Regions from separate parts of the Homo sapiens genome. Here region 2 is linked to region 1. The links are chromatin loops, found by intact Hi-C in ENCODE. Cell type or tissue: Caco-2. All regions are shown on one strand. Links, peaks and the distances in the headings refer to the core of each region. The heading gives the core; the rest is flanking DNA.

Region 1 (9,922 bases), core at 2,829-5,328:
AGGACTACAGGTGCACTGCCACACCTGGCTAAGTTTTTTAATTTTTGTAGAGATGGGATCTTGCTGTGTTGCTCGGGCTGGTCTCAAACTCCTGGGCTCAAGCAATCCTTCCACCTTGGCCTCTCAAAGTGCTGGGATTGCAGGAATGAGTCACTGTGCCCAGCCAGGATAAGATAAATTAAATAAGCAGAGAAGGTGGAGAGATGTGGCAGAGGAAACGGCAGAGGGAACATCCCAGCAGTGCCCCCTGTGACATTTGGGGGAGTCATGGGTATTTTGATGGGGCAGGTGCTTAGGAGCAAACTAATGGGAAAAGAAGCAACGCAGAGCATTTGGTCCCTGGTTTAGCTGTTTGCTGTCTGATGTTCTCTGTGTTTGGGCATCAGCGTCCAAGCCCTGCTTATGCCCACTGGGCCAGTCTCTCAGGAGAGCAACAGGGTACCCTATACCTATTCATTCAGAGCCAGCAGCCAGGTGATTACTCAGCATAAAGAAACTTCTTTTGAGCCACATCATCCATGACATTGGATCCAAACTGCCAAGTCCACAAGGCTGCAAAATTTCCCCAATGTATTCATTTGGGTTCCAGTTAAATGGACAATAATGATCCTTTAGGAGTGTGTGGTGAAGTGTGAACACATCCAGCACCTTCTGCTTTACAAAACACTTTCTCACCTGTTGACCAGATGACTCTACCCATGCTCCCACCAGTTAGGGAGGCAGAGAAAATGTACCCCATTTGATAGATGAGGAAACAGGCTAGAGTTGCCAACTAGGTTCAAGGTCGATGTCCCCTGTCATAGTGGCTGAAGGACATAAACAGTGTGAAGGTCAGGGGCGGGAGAAGAAGTGATTTATTGACCAGGTCTCCATCCAGCCTTTTTGGGATATGACTCTTTCAGCAGAATGTCAAAAAGTCTAATTTTCTGTGGACTCCAGAAAAGTTGATTTTGATCAGATCAACAAGCCACCTCAGAGTGTTGAACTCATACCCTCTGGCTTTTTCTGCTAATGACTATGAAATTCACATTCAGTGATGAACCTCTTCTCAGGATGGAATGCTTTTATAGTAATGCCAATTAATAACTTTCTTCTTCTCCTAGCCCTCTTTGTGATGTTGAATCACAGGGCATAGATGCTGGCAGGGCTTTAGAGGCACTAGTAATGTGGTTTTTAAATTTTTTTCATTGACTGATCAGCATCTTTCATCTCCTTGGTTCATAACCTGTGAAGTAGGCAACAGCCTGGATCATTATCCCCATCTTATACGCGAAATAACCAAGAAAAAAAGCGGCTAAGCCACTTACCCAAGTTGTAGAGCTAGGTCTAGAACATGTCTTATGACTCCCAAACAATGCTCAATCTACTACATCAAACTTCCTTTCTCTTCCACCCTGCAGATTAGATGCAAATTACTACATGCTTGAGCTTCACCGAGAAGGAAACCAGCTCAGAGAGGAGTAGAGGTCTGGCCTTCATGGCAGTGTGGGAGAGCTCCTTGACTCTTACCCTCCCTCCAGAGACAGAAACAGTTTCCCTTCAAACCATCATGAGGATTGTTGCACGCCAGCTCTGTCTTAACTTAAATATGACTCCAGGTCAATATCAAAAGGAAGGTGACAGTGTCCACCTACCCATTCCCCAGTAGCTGGCCACATTGTGCCGTCCTAGCCACAGCTGAGCCTGCTCCAGGCCATTCTCTTGAAACACATACTAGCATCCTCCCCCGAGCCCAGCTTCCACTGACAGGCAGGCTCTGAATCCAGCAGGCTGCTGCCTGAAGCAGCTCCCAGCAGGAGCTAGATGGAGGCCGGCAAGGTTACAGGTGCTTTTCATCCAGCCTCACAGGAGAGCACCAACTTCCTGCTGCTAGAAATTTGTCTGCAAATTTTTGTCTTCATTCAAATCGATGGATAGAAGCCGGGAGACACTGGGGTGATATGATAACTTGATTAAGCCCCAGAACAGATGACACGGTAGCTTAAAGGCCATGTGCTCTCCTCCTTAACCTCTCCCAGGGAGACCGCAGGCTTTGCTAGTAATTGGCCCATTGTCCTTCCACTGCGATTCCTGCACAAGCCGGGAATCGCCTGGCTAGGGGCTCCTCTCTGGGGCAGCCTTAAATACTCTCAGACCAGTCAGGCCTAGGGAACTGTGAAAAATACCTGTGCAATGGAACATACCAGAGTCACATTCTGAGAAGCTAAAAATGACCCTTACTGAAAACAATGACCTAGGATATTCTCCCATCCTCAAGCACAACTGTAAATTGCAACACACACAGGGATGAAAGCCCAAGACTGTTAAAAGGTGTTCAAACTTTTAGAATATTCCGTTCTTTTGGGGGAAAATCCCCCTGACCTTTCATTTTTGTCGAGGTTGGTGTCTCCTGCTGGATTACCCATTATTGAGAATGTTTTTGATCAACCACTTCCAGATACTCTGGCATTCACTGGTGTGAGCCCGTCTTGGGTGAGCTAAGGTGGATACCTGTGTATATCATTGCCTCTGGAAAAGAGATAGGTGGGTTCCAAGCCAGAAAGAAGAGTGCTAAATAGAAGATATAAGTAGAGCTGGGCGTGGGGTCGTGAACAGTGGCTCAGGCCTGTAATCTCAGCACTTTGGGAGGCTGAGGCGGGCAGATCACCTGAGGTCAGGAGTTGGAGACTGGCCTGGCCAACATGCCAAAACCTCGTCTCTACTTTAAAAAAAAAAAAAAGGGCCGGGCACAGTGGCTCACGCCTGTAATCCCAGCACTTTGGGAGGCCAAGGCGGGCGGATCCCGAGGTCAGGAGGTCGAGACCATCCTGGCTAACATGCTGAAACCTCGTCTCTACTAAAAATACAAAAAAAAAAAAAAAATTAGCCAGGCGTGGTGGCGGGCGCCTGTAGTGCCAGCTACTCGGGAGGCTGAGGCAGGAGAATGGCGTGAACCCGGGAGACGGAGCTTGCAGTGAGCGCGGCACTGCACTCCATTCAGCCTGGTCGACAGAGCGGGACTCCGTTTCAAAAAAAAAAAAAAAAAAGTAGCCGGGTGTGGTGGCGGACGCCTGTAATCCCAGCTACTTGGGAGGTTGAGGCAGGAGAATCGCTTGCACCTGGGAGGCGTAGGCTTCGGAAAGAGGAGGCTTCAGTGAGCCGAGACCGCATCACTGCACTCCAGCCTGGGCGACAAAGCGAGACTCCATCTAAAAAAAAAAAAAAAAGATGTAAGTAGATATTTGCTGTGATGATAGTTTTGCATTCTATTTTAAAATCTTCTGTCAGTCTTTGTTCAGTGATAGACTTAAGACATTTAAGAGCTGAGAGGGAGCGGAACACGAATCCCCTCAACCCATTTTTTTTTAGGAATATATGAGAGGAATAAAATTCGCTACTGTCTGCTCAAAGTTTGAGTTGGACCCTTGCTGGGGAATGTGAAAAACAAAGCTGTTGGTGACGCTTTGAAAATCAGCAAGGTGTACTATTAAAGGTTAAATAAATGCTATTTTAAATTCTCATTCATTATGATTTATTGCTCAAGTCTCCCTATGAGAAAGAGGGCTACAGTATGCCAACATCACCCCTTTCTGTCTTTGTCATGGGAATGGAATGTCTTTTGAACTGCTAAAGTAGATAATTCCATGCCTGGAAGAAAAACGAAGGCAGGGGGAGGGGAGAGTAGAAGGAAAAAAGATCCTCTCATTTCCTAATAACTGCAAAGGCCAGGAATGTGCCACAGCGGCATTCAGGAAAATTCGGCGATGCGTGCCACCGTTGGGTGCGCGCCCCGTCCCTCTAGTGCCAGGTGGGGGACTGGGAAGCCGCCTCTGCCATCTGCCAAGGACCCACGCGGCCTGAGTGATTTACCCATTCCCGGCAATGGCGAGATTTCTTTCTAAAAAAAAAAGAAAAAAGAAAGAAAAAAAAAATCTTTGTTGTTTCACCGTTGGCCTCTTGGCCTCGAAGGGCAGCGCGCGCCCCGCCTGCAGTCCCCCGGGCCGCGCGGCTGGAAAGGCCTCTCTGAAGGGGGCGTTCCGCTCTGCCCACTGCGACTCCGGCCATTGTCCTCATTCGCCCCGCACGGGGACTGAGGAGGGGGCTTTTTAAGTAGTTCCCCGGGAACAAAGGGGACTCAGGCGCCGGGCTTCATTACGGGCTCGTTGGCCACACCAGCGGCCCCGCCTCTCGCCACAGCCTCGGCCACAACCAGCCCCAGCCAGTGGCTCAAGGCCGCCGCCGCCGCCAGCTTGCTGGCTCCTCCCGGCCCTCCCCCTCCTGCCCCCTCCGTCCCCTCCCCTCCAGCCCCGGGCCCCCGCTGCGCCCACGCCCCGCCGGACCGCTCCCGCCTGCCAGGTAAAAGCAGAGCGCCGGGATCCACCCGGCCCCGGGCCGCTCCAGACCTGCCCCACGCCCTGGCGTGTCCCTTTCCCGGTGGGGACCCTCTAGCGGCCTGAGTTTGAGAGAAGATCTAAGCTAAGCCGCCACAGCGAGGGACCACATTGAGAAGATCGGAGCCTGCCTGGCCGTTGTGAGCCTCCTCTCCTGCGGCTGAACAGACCTAACTGACTACAGCCAGGAGTGGGTCATTCGAGGGTCAGGAGAGGTTTTAGACGTAAAATACACACGTGGGTGACCTCAAACATACTCTCTGAGCCTCTTGTTGAACAAAATGGAGCTAGGCAGTTTGGGGTTCTTTGTTTGTTTGTTTTTACATGGAGTCTCACTCTGTCACCCAGGCTGGAGTGCAGTGGTGCAATCTCGGCTCACTGCAACCTCCGTCTCCCAGGTTCAAGTGATTCTCCTGCCTCAGCCTCCCAAGTAGCTGGGATTACAGGCACGCGCCTCCACGCCTGGCTAATTTTTGTATTTTTAGTAGAGAAAGGGGGTTTCGCCATGTTGGCCAGGCTGGTCTCGAACTGCTGACCTCAGGTGATCCGCCTGCCTCAGCCTCCCAAAGAGCTGGGATTACAGGAGTGAGCCACCACGTGGAGCTAGGCAGTTTTAAGAGTGATCAATAATGTATGAGACACGCTCCTTTCTAGTAGGTGCTGCTTAAATCATAATTAGTGTCATTGTCGCATGGAACCTACAGCATCCAACGTAAGAGGCTTTGAAAAGTGCTTCTGGGCCGGACAAGGTGGCTTCCCCCTGTAATCCCAGCAACTCTTGGGGCTGAAGTGGGAGGATTGCTTGAGGCCAGGAGTTCAAGCACAGTCTGGGAAACGTGGCAAGAGCTCATCTCTAAAAAATAAAATCAATTAGCCAGGCATGGTGATGCCCACCTGTAGTCTTAGCGACTCAGGGGGCTGAGACACGAGAATTGCTTGAGCCCAGGAGTTTAAGCCTCCAGGGAGCTGTGATCACAGCACGGTACTCTAGCCTGGGCAACAAAAGAGACCCAGTCTCTTTTAAAAATTTAAAAATAAAATAAGAATGAAAGTGCTCTGAAGTGATGAGGACCGCAATGGAGCGTCAACAGCAGGCTAGGAAATCATAGCACGTGCTCCTCCACTGAGAGAAACCTCCTCCGTGCGCCCCCTGCTCCTGCCTAAGCTCCTCTGCAGAAGGACCTTCAAAGCCTGGGGCAAGCTCCCCCGCAGGTGCTGCACAATGATAAATCCTGATGCATAAGAGCCCCAGACAAGGCTAATGGGCCACGCGTGGGAAGCCAGGAGGTAATTGAATGGAGAGATTTCCCTGGGTGGCTGGGAGGGCTGCTCCACGCTGAACCATGCCAAGCTCCACTGCTCACAGAGGATCTGGCCAGCGCCCGCAGGAAGTGGGTGAAAGAACATTCACTGGTAGAAAAGAGTGCAGCCTCCCAGGGGAGCTTCCCATAGGGCCAAAGAGCTCGCACTCCAGCTCCTCGGTGGCACCCCGGATTAGTTGAAAGGCTGCCCTCATTGGTGCCCGCCCAGAGGACTCCTGATACATCAGATGAGGCCTGGGCAGGCAGGTGGGAAGCACAAACCCACAGGCAGCTGAGAACAGATACAAATCCTCTCCTCCATCCAAACAGAAGACCATTTGTTCCTTCTCCGTTGGGGTGGGCACTGAGGAAGGCAGTTTGTTGCAGAGTGGAGCAGACAGCAAGCTGACTGCTGTCCCCAGATTGCCGCCCACACCTAACCAGGACTAGCCCTGGGAGCAAGGAGGGAAAATGTAGGACAGTGACCAACGGTGGCCCTGCGGATGGGTGAGCACACTCCTACTCCTTCACACAGCTCATACCAGGCACCAGATCCCAGTGATGCTGTGTCATCCACAGCACACCAGCGGTTACACCTGAGGTTCCCAAAGAAGTAATGGATTTGGCATTTTCTTTTTTTCTTTCTTTTTTCTTTTTTTTTTTTGAGACAGAGTCTCACTTTTGTTGCCCAGGCTGGAGTGCAATGGGACGATCTTGGCTCACAGTAACCTCTGCCTCCTGGGTTTAAGTGATTCTCCTGCCTCAGGCTCCCGAGTGGCTGGGATTACAGGCATGCGTCACCATGCCCAGCTAATTTTGTATTTTTAGTAGAGACGGGGTTTCTCCATGTTGGTCAAGCTGGTCTTGAACTCCTGACTTCTGGTGATCCACCCGCCTTGGCCTCCCAAAATGCTGGGATTACAGGCATGAGCCACCGCACCTGGCCGGATTTGGCATTTTCTTTTCTTTTTCTTTTTTTTTTTTTTTTTTTTTGAGACAGAGTCTTGCTCTGTTGCCCAGGCTGGAGTGCAGTGGTGCCATCTCGGCTCACTGCAAGCTCCGCCTCCCGGGTTCACGCCATTCTCCTGCCTCAGCCTCCCAAGTAGCTGGGACTACAGGCGCCCGCCACCACGCCCGGCTAATTTTTTGTATTTTTAGTAGAGACGGGGTTTCACCGTGTTAGCCAGGATGGTCTCGATCTCCTGACCTCGTGATCCGCCCGCCTCGGCCTCCCAAAGTGCCGGGATCACAGGCGGGAGCCGCCCGCCCGGCCGGATTTGGCATTTTCAAAGCACACTATCGTTTTCTTGCTGGATTGATGTCTGGCAAGCTTGCCTGATAACTGGCCTGGGTGTACTTCCTTCTTTGATTTGTATATATTTTAATCTTTTATTTACATGTCCTGCCTATTTTTTTCATAGTGACCGTGAATTAACTGGAACAGTTTTTTTAATTCTTAAAAAAAGAAACAGAACCCATTGAATAGTCTTAGAACTTAGATCTACCAGTGAGAGAAACTGCTAGTTGAGACTAAAATAGAGCTTTAAACTACCAAGAGATGTAGAGGCCCGGGGCGCTTGTGGGCAAGCACGTGTCAGCATGGGGAGGAAGAGGCACAGCCGCAGCCCAGGACCCATGCTGATGCCCTCACCACTTCCATCCTCTCAGATAAGATCATTTCACTCCTGAGAGAGGATCTTCCTTCTCCTAAAGCCTCCTAAACCTCACGGCCCACACCCAGTCTCTCCGACGTGAAGGGACGCTGTCCTAGGGGCGCCGGGGAGCCCAGTGCAGTCTTCCTGAGGCAAATGTGCCGCACAAGGTTTTCCCCATCTGGGATCGGGGAGCAACTGAAGGCCTGGCTGCTGGAATGCTCCTGAAACACATTAGGTGAGCAGGCCTCAGGCAAGGAGGGATGAGGCCCAGGACCGATGACGCAATCTTGGCCTCCGCTAGAGGGCTGGCTTGGGAAGGAGGTGGAAAGCTTCCATAATGAGATTCCCAGCCCGGCTCAGTCAAGCAGAGGCAGTGACTTTAGCCAAGGGCCTTGCTCTGGATGGAGCAGAATCCTACGGGCTGCTCTTGGAAGAACTGGTTTAATCTAGAGCAACACGGTCTCAAAATAAGGGTATTTGTGTACGGGAGGGATGCTTTGGGGGAGAGGAGAGAATATGTAAATATTTTTTGGTGGTGGTTTTAAAAGTCTGGGGAGAAATCTGCTAAATGAAAAACTTAACATACATTTAATATTCACGTGCATTGCATATAATAAAACAGTCCATTTTAAGTCTAAAGTTTTGCTTTTTAAAAACTCTGTGAAAGCTTCAAAATGAATTTTGTTCAACCTCCTCTCTTAACTCGACACTTAAATATTAACTGAACTGTTTCTGAACTCCGATTTTGAACTAGTTAAAAATCTTATTTCATTAGACATTTCTGAAGCCCATAAGATTTCTCCCCAGTGGGGTATGGCCCGCCTGCCCATTGCAGATGAACCAGTACGCTGGCATGTGAGCGGCCTCCACAGCTCATATGCGGCATGTATATAAAACCAGTGTTTAAGTCAACATCACTTTATTTTTTAAATGCTGGTTTTCAGTCTAATTCACAATTTTTTGGAAACTATAATATACTTGATGCTTTTACAGGCTCTCAACATTGATAATACTTGAATCATTGTGGGTGACCTTGGGCTTCTGGAGCTTTAAGGAACAAAGTTAAGTGACACATCCCGTTACAGAAAAAGGTATATTCTGTATATCCTATATTCTATATAACTATGGACTAGTCACCCTCCTTATTCTGATTAGCATTCAAAAGCATCACCACAATACCTCTCATACTCTTTTGACGCGGCATAGCACTGGATATATCTGTTCTGTTTCATTGTTGGACCTTTAGCAAACACTTACTGATTTCCTCCAACGTGCCACGTTCTGTGCTTTCTGTTCTTGAAGCCACATTCAGTAGAAGATACAAACATGGAACAAATAAAGATGGTATTATGTTGTTAAGTGTTAAATTAAAGAAATAAACAGAGAGCAAAAAGGAGGAAGGTACAAACTCTGCCCAGAAGAGGGAAGAGAAAGTAGGGAAGGCTTCCCTAAGGAGGAAGCATTGGGAATGGCTCCTTGCTTTTAGGGACCCTGTCTGGGACTGTAACCACAGCTTCCTGAATGGTCTCCAGCTCCCACACTTCAAGCAAGAGGATAAGTAAAGTTCTAACAGTGTGCTGGGGGACAGCCCTTACCACCACCACAGCCCGCCAGCCCACCCCCGCCAGGCCTGGAGCTCTTCAGCAGGAGTGGGGAATAGCCATTCTGATTAAAAGTGACAGCCAGACCTCTGCAAGATGTCAACAAGGACCCTCCAACAACTAGTAATAAAGGAACACATTCATTTACTAAGCACTGACATTTTGAAGGGTAAATTCTGGTGAACGACACCCACTCATCCCTCTGACTCCTACTCTTAGCTAATGACCCTGACAGTCAAGTTGCTTTTGTACCTGCTGTTCCTTCTGCCTAGAGCACCTTCCTCCTCTTTAAGGACAGGCAATATAGACACCAATTCATCCAGGAAGCCCTCCTGATAACCCCCAACTAAGGGAACGTCGACATCCACCACTTCATTCATTCAGCTAAAGCTTACTGAGCACACACCATGTGGCAGACACGAGGGACACAGTGGTGAACAAAACAGACAAAATATACTGCCCTCGCGGAGCTTATATTCTAGTGCATGGAAATGAACAATAAGCAAAATAAACAAGGGAAACACATAGTGTATTAAGATAGAGGAGAATCGGTGGGGGCGGCCCACCCTGGCAGGAAAGTATATTGATAACAGAATTTAGAATTGCTGGTGTGCGGGGCTCATAAAGAGCAAACCCACTTTGAGTTTATTTCACGATTATTTTCAAATTCTCTACAGATGACGCACCTCCTTAGGTCCTGCTCCCAGTCACCATTGAATCAGAATGCCACTGGATTAAAGAGTGACAGGTCAAAGGGAGGAAGCAGAGCAAGGATGGAGAAGGAGGAATGGGTGTTGAACGGGCTGCAATTTTAAATAGGATGGTTAGGGAGGGAGCCGTCACTAAGGTGACAACGTGAGTAAAGATCTTGGAGGGAGGCCGGGCGCGGTGGTTCACACCTGTAATCCCAGCGCTTAGGGAGGCCGAGGCGGGCGGATCACGAGGTCAGGAGATCAAGACCATCCTGGCCAACATGGTGAAACCCCGTCTCTACT
Region 2 (9,922 bases), core at 4,435-6,934, 62 kb before region 1:
TTAAAACTTTTGTGCATCAAAAGACACCATAAAGAAAGTAAGAAGACAACCCACAGAATGGAAGAAAATGCTTGCATTTTCTCCATATTTCTGATAGGGGATTTTTATCCAGAATATAAACAGAATTCTTGTAACTTAAGAATAAAAAGAAAAATAACACAATTTTAAACTGTGCAAAGAATTTGAATAAACATTTCTCCAAAGAAGATAAATACACAAACATCCAAGAAGCACGTGAGAAGATGCTAAACATACTAGTCACCAGGAAAATGAAAATAAAAGCCACAATGAGATACCACTTCACACCCACTATGATGGATGTTGAAAAATTAAAAAGGAAAGTAGCAAGTGTTGTGAAAATATTGGAAAGCTTGCACAGTGCCGGTGGAAATGTAAAATGGTGCAGCCGCTTTGGAAAACAGAGGGGCAGTTCCTCAGAAGGCTAAACCCAGAGTCACCATATGGCTGGCAGTTCCACTCTTAGGTTTATCCTCAAGGTTGGTGAAAACATGTCCACACAAAACTTCTACATGGGCTGGGCGCGGTGGCTCATGCCTGTAACCCCAGCACTTTGGGAGGCCGAGGCGGGTGGATCACTTGAGGTCAGGAGTTCGAGACCAGCCTGGCCAACTGAAGAAACCCTGTCTCTACTAAAAATACAAAAATTAGCCAGGCATGGTGGCACACGCCTATAATCCCAGTTACTTGGGAGGCTGAGATAGGAGAATTGCTTGAACCGGGGAGGCGGAAGTTGCAGTGAACCAAGATCACGCCACTGTACTTCAGCCTAGGTGACAGAGTGAGACCTTGTCTCAAAAAAAAAAAAAAAAAACAAAAACAAAACTTGTACATGAATGTTCAGAGCAGCAATGTTTATAATAGCCAAAAGGTGGAAGAGAAGCTTTAAATGTCCATTAATTGGTGAATGGATAAACAAAAGTGATACATCTACACAATGCAATATTATTTGGCCATAAAAAGGAATCAAGAACTGATACCTGTGATAACATAAATGAACTTTGAAAATACTATGATAAGAGAAAGAGGCCAGACACAAAGGGTCACCTATTTTGTGGTTCCATTTACATGAAATGTTCAGAATAGACAAATCCATAGAAATAGAAAATAGATTAGTTGTTGTCAGGGGCTGCAGAGGGAGGAATGGGTATGGAATTTCTTTCTAGGGTGACAGAAATGTTCTGGAATGAGATAGTGATGATAGTTGTATAACTGTGAATATGCTGAAGTCTACAGCATCGTACACTTTAAAAAGTAAATTTTATGATACCTGAATTATATCTCAAAAAGCAATTATTTAAGAAGTGCTCATTGTAGCATTATTTATACTAGTAAAAAATAAAGTAGTCAAAATATCCTTTTATTAAAAAGAATATTAACTAATAATGAATTTATTTGTTAATTACACAGCCATTCAACTGTATCTATAAAATTTCATCATACCATGTAGAAGGATTATAAAATAATATTAAGTAAGATATAGTCACGACGATTTTTTTTTTTTTTTTGAGATGGAGTCTCGCTCTGTGGCCCAGGCTGGAGTGCAGTGGCGTGATCTCGGCTCACTGCAAGCTCCGTCTCCTGGGTTCACACCATTCTCCTGCCTCAGCCTCCCAAGTAGCTGGGACTACAGGTGCCCACCACCACACCCAGCTAATTTTTTGTATTTTTAGTAGAGACGGGGTTTCACCATGTTAGCCAGGATGATCTCCATCTCCTGACCCCGTGATCTGCCCTCCTCAGCCTCCTAAAGTGCTGGGATTACAGGCGTGAGCCACCGCGCCCACCAGTCACGACTCTTTTTTAAAGCATGTCTGTCTGGGTGTTTTTGTTTAAGTCTGGAAGAAAGCATACCAAACTTTTAACCAATGTTGGCTATAGGGAGTGAGACATGAATAATTTCTTCTTTTTTCTACTTTTCTATATTTTCTAAACTTTCTTCCAACATGATTATTTTTATTATTGTTATTTTTTTGAGACAGAGTCTCGCTCTGTCACCCAGGCTGGAGGGGCAGTGGCATGATCTCAGCTCACTGCAAACTCCGCCTCCCAGGTTCAAGCAATTCTCCTGCCTCAGCCTCCCAAGAGGTGGGATGACAGGCGTCTATCACCACTCCTGGCTAATTTTTTTTTGTATTTTTGTAGAGACAGGGTTTCGCCATGTTGGCTAGGCTGGTCTCGAACTCCTGACCTCAGGTGATTCGCCTGCCTCAGCCTCCCAAAGTGTATTCTTTTTATTTTATTTTGTTATTTAAAATAATCTTTCTGGGTTGTTTACCTGCTACGGATAAAGTGTCAGATTTTCAGCGTCTGGTGTTATGAAGATGAGTCCACCTCCCTCAGTGTGGAGGCTGCTGCTCTCTGGCGCAGCCACCTGAAGGGCAGGGTCCCGAGAGAACTCAGGCCCAAGGCCCTAGAGGGTGTCCCGGCTGCAACACAGATGAGTCCCGAAGAGACTGGCCCCCGCCCCCGCCGAGGCATCACCTTACAGATAGGGAGAGTCTTCTTTTCCTGTTTTAAATTGCAGTAGTTTTTTAAAATCCCTATTGTCATTTCAAAGGTGGCATGAGGCAGCTGGGTCCCCAGGCCTGTGTCTTTCCTTTGTCTGCCCCACGGACTGTTTATTTCCCTTCTGTCTCCAGTGGTCACCCTTTGGGCAGGGACACCAGCGATGTTGTTACAGGTGTTGGCTCTCTCTGGCCTCGTTTGCTCTGGAAAGGATTCTGGTGGGATCAAATGGCCCTGTGGAAACTCAAGCTGAATTGTCTTCATTTTCTATCATTTTATTTTAACATCCCAGCAGTCCCAGCCTGTCAGGGTCTCCACCGGCAGTCAGCCATTCATCAATTTAAAGCATAGCCGTAAAGTTCTGGAAAGCGTCCAACTCCACAGAAGAAATCAGTTCTTTTCTTCTCATTTTTCTTTGAAGGCAGGAAAGAATCTGCTCATCTGGATACAAGGCATGATGACTTTTGAGTCAGTCAGGAGCCTGCTTTTAGATAGTAATACTCAACATTTCATCCACAGGCCAAAACATTGTCCTGTGGAAGGTGCCAGCGCTACTACAAAACCAGTATTACAAGTGAACTTTTTGATTTCACAATAATTGTAGGCCAGGTGTGGTGGCTCATACCTGTAATCCCAGTAATCCCTTGGAGGCTGAGGTGGGAGGATCACTTGAGCCCCGGAGTTTGAGACCAGCCTGGGAAACATAGCAAGACCTCAACTCATTTAAAAGAAAGAAAAAGAAAAAAAGAAAAAAACCATCATTGTACGTGCTTATTTATTTATCACATTTCTCATTTAGTAATAACACTTATTACTTGACAGAAGGACTTTTCTTATATTAACTCATATAATTCTCTCAATAACCCATTATATTACACCCCATCTTACACATCAGAAAATCGAGGCACTGAGAGAAGGTTGTAAATGTAATCTTGTAAATGGAAGGTTCTAAAAAATTAGCCAGATTTAAGGATTAAATGAGCATTACAACTATATTAAATAATTTTTCAGGAAGACCTAGCTTCACTCTCTGCAGTGGAGGGATTTTGTTCTAAGTTGGTCTCATCTGCTCATGGCGATTCACTGGAGTGCTTCATGGGTTAGCAGAAAAGGGAAAAGAACGCAGAATGACATGCTCATCCCTTCTCTTACCAGCCTGTACCCAGCCATAGCAGGAAGATGAGACAATAGAGCAGAGAGTACCCCACTAAGGTCCAGTGGAGGTGCCAGGACCACCTGTGGAAAAGCCATTATTTTATAGAATTTCAGAGCCACCTATAAAACACAGAGAGGAAAAATGCTGAGTCACACTATGCAACCCCCATTGTACCCCATGGGAAAGGCACCCTGGAGCACCACTCCCCAGCAGACTGAAATGTGAATGGTGCCCTGTGGAGGTGTGCAATATGGATTTCTGTCCCTTGGTGATCTCAGGGAGGTCCTTTGAGATCCTGCAGAGGTAGCTGGAAACAACTGCCTGGTACACAACCCCAGACATTTCTGCCCCCAGCTTTTGCTTATGGCCTGTCTTCATGGTGACCAATGTCTCCTCTGCAAGAGAAGTGGAAGACTGGCCACCAGAAGCTTCCATTCTGCTGTGTGGGGTCTCCTAGAGAAATTTAGGAGCAAAATCCTCCCTTAGAACAAAATCATCCGCATCTGCTATTTCCCATTTCCAGATGTTTCTTACATTGATAAGCATCTCCCAAATGTTTCTCCTTGCATTGCTGTTCTTTTAAAAAAGTAAACATAAAAAGTTAAGGCACTGTTTCTCATGTTCCTCAGCCTTCTCTAAGCCAACCCTGCACAATGCTTTCTCACCCTACCTTTTCTGCATCCGAATGTCAAGAAGACTTTTAGGGGCTTTACTTTCCATGGTTTTTGTGACTAAATTAATAAATGTACTTTTTCATACTCTGTTTGCCCCCCAACCTCCTCTTCCTCGCCGTGAGGCAGGAATTGCTGTGCTAGGCCATTATTGCCATGATGTGGTCTTCAAAAACCTGGAGACTTTCCCCTAGGACATTCAGTGCTTAGTCCTATTATACCTCTGTCTGGAATATGCCACAGTTCAGAGTTATCTGAGCCACAATGAAAAGTGGCCTCTTATGGCTGGGCACCGTGGCTCACACCTATAATCCCAACACTTTGGGAGGCCGAGGCGGGTGGATCACCTGAGGTCAGGAGTTCGATACCAGCCTGGCCAACATGGTGAAACCCCGTCTCTATTAAAAATACAATAATTAGCTGGGCATGGTGTTGGATGCCTGTAATCCCAGCTACTTGGGAGGCTGAGGCAGGAGAATCGCTTGAACTTGGGAGGTAGAGGTTGCAGTGAGCTGAGATCGCGCCATTGCACTCCAGCCTGGGCGACAAGAGCAAAACTCAGTCTCAAAAAAAAAAAGAAAGAAAGAAAAAGAAAAGTGACCTCATATACCATCCAGTCAAGCTCGGTCTTATTTGACAAACATTATATCATTTATGCAAGTGTTTCAGATGCATCCCAAAGTGCCAGGAGGGCCCCTATTGCCAGAGCTGACTTCACGTGCACATCACCTGTGTTCACACAAGGCCCACATTTAGAAGGGCTCCGTATTTGGTTTAATGCCATGTTGATGTTATCTTGAAGTTCTTGATCATTTTTTAATAAGGGGCCCCACATTTCCATTTTGTCCTAGGCCCTAGGCATATCAGTCGCTGGTCCTGCTCACAGCTTCTGTTGCCACTCTCCATGCCCTGCCCCACGGTCCTCCTGCTCCACGATTTGGGAGCAGAGAGGTTTGGCTCCCAAAAGAACTTTGAGGTTTAGTTCCTGAAGTCTTTACATAATTTATTACTAGTTCTCTTTTTCCAAGGAGGAATCTTAGAAAAGTGACATCCCTGGAAGGTTCAAAGATCATTACCCCAGTTCCCCAGGGCTAGGTAGGAACAGCTCCAACTCTAAAACCTGTAGGAGGGGAACTGGTTTTTTGTTTTTTTTGTTTTTTTTTTTTTTCAGGAATGCGGGTGGTGGTGGACCGGAGTAGATATTTTGTAAAGTGGTGAAACTAAACAGTATCTAACAGATTGCCTTTATAGGACCATATTACTGTGTTCCTCTAGCACTGAAAGAAAGGTAAGGAGCTGTCATTTCCGGAAGGCCAAAGAGCCCTAGGCAGATGGGCCATTTTGCCTGAATCTAGCTTGGAAAGTACTGCCTGATGAGAAGACATAATTCTTACGTCTATAGGGAACCTTGAGACAAGAAGTCTGGATGTGAGTGACTGCACTAGCAGGCAAACCCCCTCCAAGATAAGAGAGGAATTTGTAGTTGATGCACTATTTTGAGATCACAAGAGGTCAGTCAGGGTGAGAATGCAGCATTTCAAAGTGTGTTGATGATAGAAGCCAAAGAGCCCCTAAGTCAAGGACTCTCCAAGATAGGACTGTCCTCTCTGGCAAGCACAGGGGTGACATTTTAGACAAATCATCTCATCTTTCTGGGCTTGGTTCCTCATTTCTAAATGGTAATAATATTAGTACCAACCACATGGGGTTGTTGAGAAGAATAAATTAGTTTTTACATTAAAAGCAATTAAAACAGTGGCTGGCATATTGTAAACACTCCAGAAGTCATGGTTATGATTCATATTACTATGAAGTGATGACTTCCTCACTAAATAGCAGGTACAGGTAAAGACTGAGTTCTCTAGATGCCATCTTGAGCCACTTCCCTTTTAGCCTTGCCCATCAGATAGACCCCAGGTGTCCCTAGTCCCAGCACACATTCTTTCCAGGTGGCATTCTAGATGCTAGGAAGAAGAGAGACTGATATTTGGGAGGCTGGATGGAGGAAAAGGACAGCACCTATGAAGTGTTCTTGTTGAAGGAGAAGAAGCTGCCAGAAGAGGACTTCCAGTTTCCATCCCAGCAAATAAGAAGCTTGGAAGTCGCCACACTATCCTAACAAAAAGTAAAAAGCTGGGCCAGGCACACTGGTTCGCTCCTGTAATCCCAGCACTTTGGGAGGCCAGGGCAGGCAGATCACTTGAGCCCAGGAGTTTGAGACCAGTCTGGGCAACACGGCAAATCCTTGTCTCTACAAAAAATACAAAAATTACTCAGGCATGATGGCGCATGCCAGTGGGCCCAGCTACTCCCGAGGCTGAGGTGGGAGGATTGCTTAAGCCTGGGAGGTAGAAGTTGCAGTGAGCCGAGATCACGCCACTGCACTCCAGCCTGGGTGATAGAGCCAGACTCTGTCTCAAATAAATAAATAAATAAAGTCTGAACAAACTGAAAAAGCAACAGCTCTTCTTAGATCCATAAGAGAAGAGAGGTTACAGGGCAAATCACTGCTCCCAAATTGAAGAGACAGGCAGGTGAATACAGAGAATCACAACAGACCAGAGCACAAACTGTGGGAACCAGGGCCAGGGTAGGAAAACCTACACTGTAATTGACTAATTACTGGAGGCTCAGTGTGGATAACTCTAAGAGTGAAAAACTCTAAGACCTAGTCATGGGGATGGGAGACTCCTACACGTTTGTGTGTTTTACCCCCAAGAGCTTGACCTGGTGCTCCCATTGAATATTGGAGAAAAATCCCTCATGTTTCCAGTACAGGGAGGGGGAAAGGAGCCATTTTGGAATACACCAAAACATTCTGTTCTTCTTAACAAGGTCTGCCCTCAAGAGAAACTATTTTACCAGTGCCTAAACTACTGGGGCTTTATCAGTACCTAACTGACCTGGAGGAAAGGAAACACCAAACTGGATCCCCCTCAAATCTTCCTGTCCCACCCACAGGAGAGGAGAGGGTACCGAGAAGCAGGTGTGACATTCACAGTCCAGAGGCACAGGCTCCCTAAGGGATTCAGACCAAATCATAGGACTGTGGAACACTTTCCCATTGCCTAATGCCTTACCACCACATCACCAAAGGCCCATTTACAACAGTTCCTTTTACCCAAGACACCATGCCAGGCTTTGAAGAAAAAGTTACAAGGCATACTAAAGACAAAACAACAAAGTCCAAACAGACAGAGCAAACATTAAAGCCAGATTCGGGTATGACATGGATGTTGAAATGATCAGACCGGGAATGTAAAACAGCTATGACTAGTATGCTAAGGGCTCTAATGGATAAAGTAAGCGGCATGCAAGAACAGATGGGCAATGTAAGCAGAGAGATGGAAATTCTAAGAACTAAAAAGAAAAAGAAACGCTAGAGATAAAAAACACTGTGACAGAAAAGAAGAATGCCTTCAATGAGCTTATTAGTAGACTGGATATGGCTAAGAAAATAATCTCTGAGCTTGGGTGTATTTCAATAGAAACCTTCAAAACTGAAAAGAAAACAGAAAAAGGACTGAAATAAGTAGAACAGACCATCCAAGAACTGCAGGACAACTACAAACGGTGTAAATGGGAATATAAAAAGGAGAAGAATGAGAGAAAGGAAAAGAAGAAATATTTGAAAGAATAATGATTGAGAATTTCCCTCAATTAAGATCAGATACCAAACCACAGATTCCAGAAGCTCAGAGAACACAAAGCAGGATAAATGCCCCAAAAATACACCCAGGCATATCATGTTCAAACTGTAGAAAATCAACAGTAAAGAAAATCTTGAAAGAAGCCAGAGGGAAGAAACATCTTATCCTACAGAAGAGCAAAGGTAAGAATTATGTCTGACTTCTCTTCAGAAACAAAGCAAACAGGAAGAGAATGGACTAAAATACTTAAGGTGTTGAGAGAAAACAACCACCAACCTAGAATTCTGTACCCTGCAAAATTATCCTTCAAACATGAAGAAGTAAAGACTTCCTCAGAAAAACAAAAATTGAGAAAATTCTTTTTCCAATACAACTGCCTTGCAAGACATGTTAAAAGAAGTTATTTAGAAAGAAGAAAAATTATACAAATCAAAAACTGGGATCAACATAAAGAAAGGAAGAGCATCAGAGAAGGAACAAGTGAAGGTAAAATAAAAACCTTTATTTTTCTTATTTGTTTTGTTTTTTTTTTTTTTTTTTTTTTGAAATGGAGTCTCACTTTGTTGCCCAGGCTGGAATGCAGTAGTGTGATCTCTGCCCACTGCAGCCTCTGCCTCCCAGGTTCACGCAATTCTCCTACCTCAGCCCGAGTAGCTGGGATTACAGGGGCACACCATCATGCCCAGCTAATTTTTATATTTTTATTAGAGTTGGGGTTTCACCATGTTGGCCAGGCTGGTTTTGAACTCCTGACCTCAGGTGATCCACCTGCCTCGGCCTCCCAAAGTGCTGTGTTTACAGGCATGAACCACCGTGCCTGGCCTTATTTTTCTCATTCTTAATTGATCTGATAGATATCAGTCTGTTCAAGATAATGATAGCATCAATGTACTTAATTGTATATGCTTACGTATAAGTGAAGTGAATGACAGCAATGATACCAGGGATGGAAGGGAGGAATTAAAATTATTTTGTTATCTTAGGTTACTTGTACTATCCATAAGCGATATAGTGTTGTTTGGGGTTTGTTTGTGTGTGTGTGTTTTAGATTTTTTGTTTTATTTGAGATGGGGTCACACTCAGGCCAGAGTGCAGTGGCGCCATCGTGGCTCACTCCTGGACTCAAGTGATTCTCCTACCTTGGCCTCCCAAAGCACCGGGAGACCAGGCATAAGCCACTGCACCCAGCTGGTATAGTGTTATTTGAAGTGGACTTGGATGAGTTGTAAATGTATATTGCAAACTCTAGGGCAACTTCTAAAAAAAAAAAAAAATTAAAAAAAACTGATATGCTTAGAAAGAAGAGGAAATGGAATAATAAAATGTTCAATTAAAACACAAAAGGAAGAAAAAGAGTAGAAGACAAAATAAGAACAAAGAACCAGGGCAACTTATAGAAAACAACAATAAATATGGTAATATTCATTCAGCTACATCAATAATCACTTTGAATATCAATGGCCTAAATGCACCCATTTTAAAAATAATTATTATTATCATTATTTTATTATTATTTTGAGACAGGGTCTCACTCTGTCACCCAGGCTGGAGTGCAGTGACACAATCAAGGCTCACTGCAGCCTTGACCCCCAAAGCTTAAGCAATCCTCCCACTTCCGCCTCCGGAGTACTTGGGACTACAGTGCGCACCACTATGCAGGGCTAATTTTTTATTTTTCATAGAGATGGGAGTCTCACTGTGGTTCCCAGGCTGGTCTCAAACCCCTAGATGCAAGTGTTCCTCCTGCCTTAGCTTCCCAAAGTGCTGGGATTATAGGTGTGAGCCACTGTGCCCAGCCTAAATGCACCCACTAAAGGACAGAGATTGTTAAAGTGAATTGAAAAACAAGACCTGATTACATGTTGTCTACAAGAAACAAACTTTAAATATAAGAATCCAGATAGATTTAAAGTAAATGT

What was found. Hi-C counts contacts between places; a loop is a spot of excess contacts. Peaks named below come from ENCODE experiments on the same cell type or tissue, not always from the same donor. Only the 100,000 strongest peaks of a DNase experiment are listed, where the experiment ranks them.
Region 2: it touches region 1 in a loop (4-fold over the local background); 1 of 110 quality-filtered maps calls a loop at or near these places.

What each region holds. Positions count from the first base shown.
Region 1 is chr3:194,292,971-194,302,892 of GRCh38, forward strand. It overlaps LINC00887 (long intergenic non-protein coding RNA 887), which reads right to left. Exons shown (of 3, transcript NR_024480.1): 3 at 8,229-9,922. Among named protein-coding and RNA genes, the nearest start is that of LINC00887, 15 kb to the right of the region's middle. In Caco-2, for the core only: no CTCF peak of the experiment used is centred there; DNase peaks (open chromatin) are centred at 3,691 and 4,241; H3K4me3 peaks cover 1,373 bases.
Region 2 is chr3:194,229,541-194,239,462 of GRCh38, forward strand. All of the region lies in intron 1 of LINC02036 (long intergenic non-protein coding RNA 2036), which reads right to left. Among named protein-coding and RNA genes, the nearest start is that of LINC02037, 13 kb to the right of the region's middle. RefSeq lists enhancers at 1,938-2,439, 2,440-2,939. In Caco-2, for the core only: no CTCF peak of the experiment used is centred there; no DNase peak of the experiment used is centred there.